2 separate regions of the Homo sapiens genome follow, and region 2 is linked to region 1. Evidence: chromatin contacts called from ENCODE Hi-C data. All regions are on one chromosome and are shown on one strand. The core of a region is the stretch at or near the end of the contact, and the rest is flanking DNA. Distances in the headings are between cores, read along the strand shown. Region 1 holds the start of PROC (protein C, inactivator of coagulation factors Va and VIIIa). Region 2 overlaps MYO7B (myosin VIIB).

What was found. A loop is a pair of places that touch in the nucleus more often than their neighbours do. Pooled maps may share reads with other maps.
Region 2: a map of aorta shows a loop between it and region 1 (2.0-fold over the local background). The contact joins the enhancer-like site here to the promoter of PROC in region 1. A Hi-C loop is called at or near these places in 1 of 168 maps with a recorded cell type or tissue (aorta), 2 of 37 single-sample maps with no recorded cell type and 9 of 50 pooled maps.

Annotation. Positions count from the first base shown.
Region 1 is chr2:127,412,675-127,419,715 of GRCh38, forward strand. It overlaps PROC (protein C, inactivator of coagulation factors Va and VIIIa), which reads left to right and starts at 5,753. Exons shown (of 9, transcript NM_000312.4): 1 at 5,753-5,818. RefSeq lists enhancers at 2,714-3,476, 3,857-3,916.
Region 2 is chr2:127,555,709-127,562,105 of GRCh38, forward strand. It overlaps MYO7B (myosin VIIB), which reads left to right. Exons shown (of 48, transcript NM_001393586.1): 2 at 3,992-4,032. The coding sequence starts at 4,015. LOC105373609 (a long non-coding RNA gene) reads right to left here. Exons shown (of 3, transcript NR_132317.1): 3 at 4,337-6,270. Among named protein-coding and RNA genes, the nearest start is that of MYO7B, 23 kb to the left of the region's middle. Within about 2 kb of position 5,148, at least 2 of the 41 ENCODE cell types and tissues checked have a DNase peak (open chromatin) inside an H3K27ac peak, as active enhancers do.

The sequences.
Region 1 (7,041 bases), core at 4,503-7,002:
ATGTCTCAATTTAAAAAGTCAATTGTATTTATAAACACTAGCAACAAACAATTGTAAGTTCAAATTTTTAAAATGCCACTTACAATAACATTTTTAAAACATGAAATAAGTAGGGATAAATTTAACAAAATATGTTCAAGACCTATACCTGAAAACAATTAAACATTGGAGAGAGAAATTAACAAAGAGCTGAATAAATGTAGAGAAATACCATGCTAATAGATGAGAAGACTCAACATTAAGATGTCTTTTATTCCTAAATTGTTCTATAGATTCAATTCAATCCAAATCAAGATTTCACCAGGAATTTTTTTTTTAGAAATTGAGAAATTGGTTCTAAAATTTATATAGAAGTAGAAAGGACCTAGAATAGCCAAAACAATTTTGAAAAATAAGAACAAAGTTGGAGGACTTACACTACTTGATTTCATGAGTTACTTGAATCTTGTAATAGCAATTAAGACATTATAATGTTGGCATAAAAATGAAAGATAGATTAACAGAACAAAATAGAGTCCAGAAGTAGATGTATGCATATACGGTCAATTGATTTCAACAAAGCACCAAAGCAATTCAATGGGAGAAAGGATAGTGTTTGCAAGAAATGGGACTGTGACAACTAGATCTCCATATATTTTAAAGAATGATTCTTGGCCCCTACCTCACACCATATACCAAAATTAACGAATTCAAAATGGGTCAGAGATGTAAATGTAAGAGTGAAAAACCATAAAGCTTCTAGAAGAAAACATAAGAGAAAGCCTTTGTGACCTTGAATAAGGCAGTGTTCTTTGGTAGGACACAAAAGCACGAATCATAAAAGAAAATGTTGATAATTGGACTTCATCAAAATTACAAACATCTGTTCATTAAAAGACACTGTTAAGTATAAAAGACAAGTCACAGACTGAGAGGAAATTTTTGCAAAATACTTAGCTGACAAAGGGCTTGTTACTAGGATACATACAAATTCTAAAAACTCAATTTAAAAAACCCTCAAAAACAAAGAAACAAACAAAAAACAGCCCAAAGACTTAAACTGGCACTTCACCAAAGAAGATATAAATAGCAAATTAGCACAGGAAAAGATGCTCAAAATCACCAGAGAAGAGGGAAATGAAAATTAAAGCTACAATGAGATACCACTACACATCTATTAAGAAGGCTAAAAATTGAAAATTAAAATTAAAAAACAACCGACAACACCAAATGCTGGTGAGGATGCAGAGCAACAGGAACACTCAGACATTGCTTGGTGGGAATGCAAAATGCCACCACCACTCTGGAAAAGTTTGACTTTATTTTTTTTTCCCAAAAGTAAACACGTACTCACCACATGACTCAGCAATCTTATTCCTAGATATTACCCAAGAGAAATGAAAACATATGCCCACACAAGGACCTATACATAAATGTTCTAGCAGCTTAATTTAATGATAGCCAAGAACTGGCAAATGGATAACAGATTGTGGCACATCTATATAATGGAGCCCAGTCAGCAATAAAAAGAAATAAAGTACTGATATAGAATTCCACATGAATAAATCTCAAAAGCTTTATGCTGAGTGAAAGAAGGTAGTCTTAAAAAGCTATGTACTGGTTGGGCACGGTGGCTCACGCCTATAATCCCAGCACTTTGGGAGGCTGAGGTGGGCGGATCACTTGCGGTCAGGAATTCAAGACTAGCCTGGCCAACATGGTGAAACTAAAAAATACAAAAATTAGGCAGGTGTGGTGGCGTGTGCCTGTAATTCCAGCTACTCAGGAGGCTGAGGCAGGAGAATCACTTGAACCCAGGAGGTGGAGATTGCAGCGAGCTGAGATCACACCACTGCACTCCAGCCTGGGCAAGAGAGCAAGACACCAACTCAAAAAAATATATATATGTGCTGTAGGATTCCCTTTATATGCTATTCTAGAAAATGCAGATTATAGAGATAGAAATCCAATCAGTGGTTGCCAAGAGTTGGGGTGGAACACAGAATTTCTGAGGGTGATGAAAATGTGTATATCATGATGTGGTGGTGGATGCACTATAACATACATTTGTCAAAACAAGCAGAACTGTACATTTTTAAAGTGTGAGTTTCCCTGTGTGTAAATTATACCACAATAACCTGACAACAACAAAAGAGAGAGACGTTGGACTGCATCCATCCCACTCCACTTCTTACCAGGGAGCTCCCGGGAGCCTCTCTAGTGTCTGTCCTCCCTGCCCTGCCTGGGGTGGGCTGAGCAGCACAGCGTCCCTGCAGAGAGAATGGAGAATGGGCAATGCCCACACAGGGGAGTGGCATGGGGTGAGAAGGAACCTTAGTCCCGTCAGCCCTGACCACCAGCCCATCTCTCATCACTGTTCAGCAGAGTGAGCTCAAGTTGGGTTTCTGGCATCTATTGGCAGAGCCAGGGCCAAAACGCAAGGGGTGGGGAGTGTTGTACAGGTTAGGGCTGACTGAATGATCAGCCCTAATCTGTACAACGGATCTGTGCAGTCTGAGCTTCCACACAGCAGCAGCTGTCCTTGACCCCTTCCCCTCCTAGTCGGCCCCTCCCTGACCTTCCCAGGCCTGTGGGAAGTCCTGTTAAGTCCCAGGCCATGTCCACTTTGTATAAAATACTTAAAAATAAGGCCAGGCACAGTGGCTCCCGCCTGTAATCTCAGCACTTTGGCAGGCTGAGGAGGGAGGATCACTTGAGGTCAGGAGTTCTAGAGCAACACAGCAAGACCTCCTCTCTCCTAAAAATTTTTAAAAATCAGCTGGGCGTGGTGGCACGGGCCTGTGATCCCAGCTACTGAGGTGGCTGAAACAGAAGAATCGCTTGAGCCCAGGAGATCTAGGCCGCAGAGAGCTGTGATCCCGCCACTGCACTCCAGCCTGGGTGACAGAGCCAGAGAGACCCTGTTTCAAAACTTTTTTAATTAAAAAATTAATAAAAGATTTAACGTGACCCTTATAACAGTCACCTGAGACGGACGCTGACCCCATTTTACAAATGTGGACATTGAGACACAGGGAAGTTAAATCCCCCTGTCAGAAAAAGGCTAGCGGAGGTTTAAGGCCGTGGGAACGTGACTCCAGAGCTGAGGGCTTTGGAACCCCGCCTGCTCCGGTAGTTGTGGCTGGCCTTGCCCCACACACATTTGGTTCTAGCTCCTTTGCTTGGGTCTTCATCCATGCAGCGAATTCCTTAGCCACAGGTGTCCCTCTGCTCTCTAACTCACAGCGAGCTCGCTGCCCAAAGTCCTGCTCCGGCTTCCTGGGTGGACCTGACCGCGTTCGGGTGCACGTGGGGCGACTCACACCTGACAAGTAAAGCGGGTGAGGCCGCGCCTGTGAAGGGCGCCTGGCTCCTCCGCAGGAGCGGTGCGGCGCGGCGCCCCCGGCTGGAACCAGGTGTAACTGCAGAGACCCTGGGATCGCAGGAACGGCTGGCGGCAGGACTGTCCCTACCTCGAGAAGGTGACGGGGTTTCCTGCGCTGCCAGCCGATGAGGCGGCCGTGACGCAGCCCGCCGTGCAGAGTCCCCGTCGGCCGACAGGCGTGCAGAGCTCTGCAGAGGACCCTTCCGCCCTCTGGGCAGCCTGCCAAGCCGTGGCACCCCCAACCCCCAGCACTGGGCACTTGGGAGCATTGCAGCCGCCCTGGCTCGTACCGGTGCCGGTGCTTTGGGCACCTGGGCTGGTTTGGACATGGGTGCCCCGGGCAGAGTCCATTTATGCAGGTCAGAATCAGTGTGTGGAGCCTGCATAGACTTGCCCTGGAGCGGCTGCCTGTGCTGGGGTGGGGAGGAGTAGAGGGCGAGAAGTTGGTGGGGAAGGGAAGCGGCGCCAAAAGAATACCCACAACATCTTGCACCTGGAAGGCAAAGCAGAGGGCAGTGATCTCTGCAGACTTGCGGGGGCGACGCCTGAAGCAAACAGGGACATACAAGCTGGTGCCTTCTGTGGTTGTGCATGGGGTCTTCATGCTTCCTGTCTGAGTTCCCAGAAGCTTGTCTCTGCTTTTCTAGGCAGCTGCCACAGCCTGTCACAAACAGCTCCTGGTTCTCCACTTCTCATAGTCTCGATTTCAAAATCCATTGCCTCACCCTCCACCTCCTCTCCACCTCCACCCCTCCTAGCACCTCCTGACTGCTTGTGTTCTGTGTCTCCCCACTGTCTCCCAACCTGGGGTGGGGTTGGGGGGGATGTCTTTCCTCCTGTCTGCTCTTTGATGTCCAGCTGAAGTGTCACCTCCTACAGGCAGCCTCCCCTGGCTATGCCAGCTTGTACTGATTGCCCTCTCCTCTGAATTCTGTAAGCATTTCCTATGTGTACCTGCCCCTGGGCAAGGTGGGCCTGACTTGTTAGAGTGTTAGAGTTTTACCCTGTTCCTCTAGGAGGGCCTGGTACCACCACAGCCCAGCATGGTGTGGTGCCTCAGCAGGAGGCATCTGGTTACAATCAACACAAGCTGTTCCAGCCAATTTAAAGAAACTTCAGGAGGAATAGGGTTTTAGGAGGGCATGGGGACCCTCCTGCACCCGAAGCCAGGATGTGCCACCAATCATAAGGAGGCAGGGGCCTCCTTCCGCTGCTCCCTGGGACTCTCTAGGTGTCCGTGGCCTCAGTCCCCCTCTGCACACCTGCATCTTCCTTCTCATCAGCTTCCTCTGCTTTAAGCGTAAACATGGATGCCCAGGACCTGGCCTCAATCTTCCGAGTCTGGTACTTATGGTGTACTGACAGTGTGAGACCCTACTCCTCTGATCAATCCCCTGGGTTGGTGACTTCCCTGTGCAATCAATGGAAGCCAGCGAGGCAGGGTCACATGCCCCGTTTAGAGGTGCAGACTTGGAGAAGGAACGTGGGCAAGTCTTCCCAGGAACAGGTAGGGCAGGGAGGAAAGGGGGGCATCTCTGGTGCAGCCCGGTTCGGAGCAGGAAGACGCTTAATAAATGCTGATAGACTGCAGGACACAGGCAAAGGTGCTGAGCTGGACCCTTTATTTCTGCCCTTCTCCCTTCTGGCACCCCGGCCAGGAAATTGCTGCAGCCTTTCTGGAATCCCGTTCATTTTTCTTACTGGTCCACAAAAGGGGCCAAATGGAAGCAGCAAGACCTGAGTTCAAATTAAATCTGCCAACTACCAGCTCAGTGAATCTGGGCGAGTAACACAAAACTTGAGTGTCCTTACCTGAAAAATAGAGGTTAGAGGGATGCTATGTGCCATTGTGTGTGTGTGTTGGGGGTGGGGATTGGGGGTGATTTGTGAGCAATTGGAGGTGAGGGTGGAGCCCAGTGCCCAGCACCTATGCACTGGGGACCCAAAAAGGAGCATCTTCTCATGATTTTATGTATCAGAAATTGGGATGGCATGTCATTGGGACAGCGTCTTTTTTCTTGTATGGTGGCACATAAATACATGTGTCTTATAATTAATGGTATTTTAGATTTGACGAAATATGGAATATTACCTGTTGTGCTGATCTTGGGCAAACTATAATATCTCTGGGCAAAAATGTCCCCATCTGAAAAACAGGGACAACGTTCCTCCCTCAGCCAGCCACTATGGGGCTAAAATGAGACCACATCTGTCAAGGGTTTTGCCCTCACCTCCCTCCCTGCTGGACGGCATCCTTGGTGGGCAGAGGTGGGCTTCGGGCAGAACAAGCCGTGCTGAGCTAGGACCAGGAGTGCTAGTGCCACTGTTTGTCTATGGAGAGGGAGGCCTCAGTGCTGAGGGCCAAGCAAATATTTGTGGTTATGGATTAACTCGAACTCCAGGCTGTCATGGCGGCAGGACGGCGAACTTGCAGTATCTCCACGACCCGCCCCTGTGAGTCCCCCTCCAGGCAGGTCTATGAGGGGTGTGGAGGGAGGGCTGCCCCCGGGAGAAGAGAGCTAGGTGGTGATGAGGGCTGAATCCTCCAGCCAGGGTGCTCAACAAGCCTGAGCTTGGGGTGAAAGGACACAAGGCCCTCCACAGGCCAGGCCTGGCAGCCACAGTCTCAGGTCCCTTTGCCATGCGCCTCCCTCTTTCCAGGCCAAGGGTCCCCAGGGCCCAGGGCCATTCCAACAGACAGTTTGGAGCCCAGGACCCTCCATTCTCCCCACCCCACTTCCACCTTTGGGGGTGTCGGATTTGAACAAATCTCAGAAGTGGCCTCAGAGGGAGTCGGCAAGAATGGAGAGCAGGGTCCGGTAGGGTGTGCAGAGGGCCACGTGGCCTATCCACTGGGGAGGGTTCCTTGATCTCTGGCCACCAGGGCTATCTCTGTGGCCTTTTGGAGCACCTGGTGGTTTGGGGCAGGGGTTGAATTTCCAGGCCTAAAACCACACAGGCCTGGCCTTGAGTCCTGGCTCTGCGAGTAATGCATGGATGTAAACATGGAGACCCAGGACCTTGCCTCAGTCTTCCGAGTCTGGTGCCTGCAGTGTACTGATGGTGTGAGACCCTACTCCTGGAGGATGGGGGACAGAATCTGATCGATCCCCTGGGTTGGTGACTTCCCTGTGCAATCAACGGAGACCAGCAAGGGTTGGATTTTTAATAAACCACTTAACTCCTCCGAGTCTCAGTTTCCCCCTCTATGAAATGGGGTTGACAGCATTAATAACTACCTCTTGGGTGGTTGTGAGCCTTAACTGAAGTCATAATATCTCATGTTTACTGAGCATGAGCTATGTGCAAAGCCTGTTTTGAGAGCTTTATGTGGACTAACTCCTTTAATTCTCACAACACCCTTTAAGGCACAGATACACCACGTTATTCCATCCATTTTACAAATGAGGAAACTGAGGCATGGAGCAGTTAAGCATCTTGCCCAACATTGCCCTCCAGTAAGTGCTGGAGCTGGAATTTGCACCGTGCAGTCTGGCTTCATGGCCTGCCCTGTGAATCCTGTAAAAATTGTTTGAAAGACACCATGAGTGTCCAATCAACGTTAGCTAATATTCTCAGCCCAGTCATCAGACCGGCAGAGGCAGCCACCCCACTGTCCCCAGGGAGGACACAAACATCCTGGCACCCTCTCCACTGCATTCTGGAGCTGCTTTCTA
Region 2 (6,397 bases), core at 3,898-6,397, 140 kb after region 1:
AGGTTCCTTTTGGAGCTGACTTCCAGGTTTATTCCACTGTGGTCTGAGAGAGTACTTGATATAATTTCAATTTTCTTAAATTTATTGAGACTTGTTTTGTGGCTTATCGTATGGTCTATCTTGGAGAAAGTTCCATGCACTGAGGAATAGAATGTACATTCTGTGGTTGTGGGGTAGAATGTTCTGTAAATATCTGTTAAGTCCATTCATTCCAGGGTATAGTTTAAATCCATTGTTTTTTTGTTGACTTCTGTCTTGAGGACCTGCCTAGTGCTGCCAGTGGAGTATTGAAGTCCCCGGCTATTAATTGTGTTGCTGCTATCTCATTTCTTAGGTCTAGTAGTAATTGTTTTATAAATTTGGAAGCTCCAGTGTTAGGTGCATGTATATTTAGGATTGTGATATTTTCCTGTTGGACAAGGCCTTTTATGATTATATAATATCCCTCTTTGTCTTCTTTAACTGCTGTTGCTTTAAAGCTTGTTTTGTCTGATATAAGAATAACTACTCCTACTCACGTTTGGTGTCCATTTGCACAGAATGTCTTTTTCCACCCCTTTAAGTTTATGTGAGTCCTTTTGTGTTAGGTGATTTTCTTGAAGGCAGCAGATGCTTGGTTGGTGAATTCTTATCCATTCTGCCATTCTGTATCTTTTAAGTGGCACATTTAGGCCATTTACATTCAACATTAGTATTGAAATGTGAGGTATTATTCCATTCATTATGCTATTTGTTGCCTGTATACCTTTTAATTGCTTTTTTGTTTTATAGGTCCTATGAGATTCATGCTTTAAAGAGGATCTGTTTTGATGTGTTTCCAGGATTTGTTTCAAGATTTAGAACTCCTTTTAGCAGTTCTTGCAGTGCTGGCTTGGTAGTGGCAAATTCTCTCAGCATTTGTTTGTCTGAAAAAGACTGGATCTTTCTTTCATCTATGAAGCTTAGTTTTGCTGGATACAAAATTCTTGGCTGATAATTGTTTTGTTTAAGGAGGCTGAAGATAGGGTCCCAATCCCTTCTAGCTTATAGAGTTTCTGCTGAGAAATCTGCTATTAATCTGATAGGTTTTCCTTTATAGGTTACCTGGTGCTTTTGCCTCACAGCTCTTAAGATTCTTTCCTTTGTCTTGACTTTAGATAACCTGATGACAATGTGCCTAGGTGATGATCTTTATGTGATGAATTTCCCAGGTGTTCTTTCTTGTATTTGGATGTCTAGATCTCTAGCAAGGCCAGGAAGGTTTTCCTTGATTCTTCCCCAAAAAATGTGTTCCAAACTTTTAGATTTCTCATCTTCCTCAGGAATGCAAATTATTCTTAGGTTTGGTTGTTTTACATAATCCCAAACTTCTTGGAGGCTTTGTTCATTTTTTAAAAATCTTTTTTCTTTGTCTTTGTTGAATTGAGTTAATTCTGAATTGGGTTGATTCAGAGCTTGTCTTCAAACTCTGAAGTTCTTTCTTCTGCTTGTTTGATTCTATTGCTGAGACTTTCCAGAACATTTTGCATTTCTCTAAGTGTGTCCCTTGTTTCCTGAAGTTGCAATTGTTTTTTATTTATGCTGTCTGTTTCAATGAAGATTTCTCCCCTCATTTCTTGTGTCATTTTTTTGATTTTCTTAAATTGGACTTTACGTTTCTCTGGTGCCTCCTTGATTAGCTTAATAATTGACCTTCTGAATTCTTTTTCAAGTAAGTCAGGGATTTCTTCTTGGTTTGGACCCATTGCTGGTGAGCTAGTGTGATTTTTTGGGGGTTTTAAAAAAACCCTCATTTTGTCATATTACCAGAATTGTTTTTCTGGTTCCTTCTCATTTGGGTAGGCTATGTCAGAGGGAAGTTCTGGGACTCAAGGCTGCCATTCAGATTCTTTTGTCCCACGGGGTGTTCCCCTGATGTAGTACTCTCCCCCTTTTGTGGTATTGGTATAAAAATAGGCATATAGACCAATGGAACAAAATAGAGAACCCAGTAATAAACCCAATTGCTTACAGCCAACTGACCTTCAACAAAGCAAACAAAAACGTAAAGTGGGGAAATAACACCCTATTCAACAAATGGTACTGGGATAATTGAAAAGCCACATGTAGGAGAGTGAAACTGAATCCTCATCTCTCACCTTATATAAAAATCAACTCAAGATGGATCAAGGACTTAAATCTAAGACCTAAAACTATAAAAATTCTAGACTATAACATCAGAAAATCCCTTCTAGACATTGGCTTAGGCAAAGATTTCATGACCAAGAGCCCAAAAAACAAATGCAACAAATACAAAGATAAATAGGTGGGACTTAATTAAACTAAAGAGCTTTTGCACAGCAAAATGAACAGTCAGCAGAGCAAACAGATAACCCATAAAGTGGGAGAAAATCTTCACAAACTATGCATCTGACAAAGGACTAATATCCAGAATCTACAAGGAACTCAAACAAATTAGTAAGAAAAAAAACCAAACAATCCCATCAAAAAGTGGGCTAAGGTTATGAATAGACAATTCTCAAAAGAAGATATATAAATGGCCAACAAACATGAAAAAATGCTCAACATCACTAATGATCAGGGAAATAGAAATCAAAACTGCAATGTGATACCACCTTACTCCTACAAGAATGGCCATAATTAAAAAATCAAAAAATAAAAGATGTTAGCATGGATGCAGTGAAAAGGGAATGCTTCTACACTGCTGGTGGGAATGTAAACTAGTACAGCCACTATGCAAAACAGTGTGGAGATTCCTTAAAGAACTAAAAGTAGAACTTCCATTTGATGCAGCAATCCCACTACTGGGTGTCTACCCAGGGGAAAAGAACTCACTATTCGAAAAGATACTTGCACGCACATGTTTATAGCAGCATGATTCACAATTGCAAAAATGTGGAACCAGCCCAAATGCCTATCAGTGAACAAGTGGATAAAGAAATTGTGATATCTATGTATCATATATATAGAGATATAGACGTATATATATGATATACATATGTATGATGGAATACTACTCAGCCATAAAAAGGAATGAATTAATGGCTTTCACAGCAACCTGGATGGGATTGTAGACTCTTATTCTAAGTGAAGTAACTCGGGAATGGAAAACCAAACATCGTATGTTCTCACTCATAAGTGGGAGCTAAGCTATGAGGATGCAAAGGTGTAAGAATGATACAATGGACTTTGGGGACTCGGGGAAAGGGAGGGAAGGGGGTGAGGAATGAAAGACTACAAATTGGGTTCCATGTATATTTCGCTGGTGATGCGTGCACCAAAATCCCACAAGTCACGGCTAAAGAGCTTAGCAATAGACCTGGTACCCACCTTGCACTGCTCAGCGCAGGGAGGGGAAGCTGCCAACACTCAGTCAGGGTAACTCGGGGTTTCCTCCTTTAAATGGGACAAGTGGGCTCCTCCCCGCTCCTCCTCCTGCTGGGCCTGGCTGCCTACTTGGGCCTGGCTGCCTGCTCCCTCTAGAACCACCAGGTGCTAAGGACAGGTTTGAAAGGAGGCAGATCCGGGTTTGATTCCCAGCTGTGCTACTAATTAACTGAGTGGCATTTCCTGCATTGAGTCCCATGTCTAAAGTGAGGGAACACGCACATTCTGCAGTGCTGTGAGGCTTAAAGTTGTGTCTATAGCTCCAGTGGCTGCTTACCTGAGCACTTCCCAAGATGTGTGACGGTGACTGGTTTTCATGGATATCTGACCAGTTAAAATTGGGGCTTCTGGATGACAGGGAACCACCTACTCCCTGTATCAAGCCCAGGACTGGGTATGAAATACGTCTTCAATAAAGGTGACATAGGATGAAGAAGCTGAGAACAGCTCTTGCACTTGGGCTAGGACTGTGACTCATTCATCCATTTATTCAGCATTGTTTTTGAGCCAGGTCCCATGCCGGGCACTTAGGGAAGTGTTGGTGAACAAGCCCAGCTCCTGTGCTCCAGGGGCTCCTATTGGGGCTGTGTATGGAGCTGACGTTCTGCTTTCTCTCTCCATACAGGCTTGTGGAACTGCTGACTCAGGATGTCGGGGTTCAGGCTGGTAAGAATTGTATGATTTGATCTAGGGGTTATTGGTGTAAGTTACTCAAGGCCAAGTTGAATCGCTCCCAAGGAAAGAGAGGAAAGGCAATGAGACCCTATAGGAAAATACCAGAGACAGGGGAGTTTAGGAAACACGACAGATTCTAGCATCTAAAGAAAACAAGTTTGGCCAGCCACTGGCCTCGGCAATACATGTATAGTTATGTATAGTTATCCCTCACTTTCATGTAGGGCTTAACATGTCCCTTTGTCTTGATAAAGGGATTTCTTTTCTTTTCTTTTCTTTTCTTTTTTTTTTTTTTCAGACAGGGTCTCACTCTGTCACCCAGGCTGGAGTCCAGTGGCACGATCTCAGCTCACGGTGACCTCTGCCTCCTGGGTTCAAGCGATCTTCCAGCCTCAGTCTCCCAAGTAGCTGGGACCACAGGTGCATGCCACCACACCCAGCTAATTTTTGTATTTTTGTAGGGAGAGGGTTTTGCCATGTTGCCCAGGCTGGTCTCGAATTCCTGAGCTCAAAGCAATCCACTAGCCTTGGCCTCCCAAAGTGCTGGGTGTGAGCCACCTTGCCCAGCCAACAAAGGGATTTCCCAGTTGCCTCATTGCGGCAGTTGCCGGGAGCTCCCCCAGAGAAAACAGGGAACTGGGGAACTGTGGGCATGGGTAGGACTGAAACCCAGGTCTGAATCACCCCTTTGGACTCTGCATCGTGTTCCCTTCACTCAACAAATATTCCTGTGTTCCGGTGGCCAAGAGATGGCTCCTCCACAGGAAGAAAGCAGAGGAGTTTTGCATTTACTGTCAAATCAACAGACCCTGGGGAACTGCCCTGCCCTGGGAGGCAGGGACAGGCCTTGAGAAGCCTGGCGGCGGGGAGTGCAGGGTGGAGAGCTCAGAGGCTGGTGAGCCCAGAGAGCAGAGGCCCCAAACCAGCCTGTGCATCCTTCCCTGCCCTCCACATTTCCACCCTTGCCCCATGCCCTACAGAGTCCAGGAGAGCAGGACAGTGCTGCGAAGTGCTCTTTGATAAGAAAATGCCCCGAATGTTCTCCTCCTGAGTGCAAAGCCACACAGGACATCGTTCCTGGCTGCTGGAGCACACTGCTGCGAGGAGGACCTTCACTACGCAGCGGCCCCTGGTGCTGCCACTAAGCCTGGCAGCATCTGACTCACAGAATGGACAGCCAAGATTGGCTTCTTGTTTTCAGTTACAGAATAGAGCTTAGGCTGTTTTAGTTTGGAGAAAGGACACACATGGTCTAAAAGGTCAGGTTGTGAGCGCTTCTGGTAACTAAGTTGCAAACATGAGAGCGTGGCTCCACTTTGGAGCATGATGTGGTTTTAAGACAAAGCCAAACATTTCACAAAGGAATATGCCACGGGATGCATCAACGCCAAATGTCCCTCTGGGAATGCGACTAACTGCAAGCAGAGTTTAGAAAAACACCTCTTGGGGCCCTATTACTCACAATTACAATTGCAGGCCTGCTCTGTCTTCAGAGATTGTAAGTCTTTGAGAGGAGAGTAATTTTTTTTTTTTTAGACAGAGTCTTACTCTGTCACCCAGGCTGGAGTGCGCAATCTCGGCTCACTGCAACCTCGGCCTCCCAGGTTCAAGCAATCCTCCCACCTCAGCCTCCTGAGTAGCTGGGACTACAGGCACCCACCACCATGCCCAGTTAATTTTTGTATTTTTAGTAGAGACAGGGTTTCACCACGTTGGCCAAGCTTGTCTCGAACTCCTGACCTCAGGTGATCTGCCCACCCGCCTCGGCCTCCCAAAGTGCAGAGTGGTCATGTTTTTAATGAATAAGTCTTTCAGAGGGCCCATGTGGTTGTTGAGCCCTCTGTGGTGCCCTCTGTGCTGGACACTATGCGGGGTCCCTGCCATAGGGCATTCCATCTTCACAGCAGCCCTGTGAAGCGGGCCCTTTCAACAGATAAGAAAGTTAAGGTTCAGAGCAGTTAAGTGACTTTCCCAAGGCCGTATAACTCCTGTAATATAGAGTAGAGATTAGAACCCAGCCGGACTGTCTGACTTCACTGGGGCTTGGACTGCCATAACAAGGTATCACAGACTGGATGGCCTAAACCACAGACATTTGCGTTCTCACAGTCCTGGAAGCTGGAAGTCCAAGGTCAAGGTGCCTTTAGGGTTGGTGTCTGGTGAAGCCTCTCTTCCTGGCTGGTAGATGGCTGTCTTCTCATCTTATCTTCACATGGCCTTTCTTCTGTGCTTGGGGGTGAGGAGAGGGAGAAAGAAAAAGAGAGAGAGAGAGAGAAAGGGAGAGAGAGAGAGCGTGCATGCATCTCACTCTGGTGCCTCTTCCTTTTTTATAGACACCAGTCCTGTTGGATTAGGA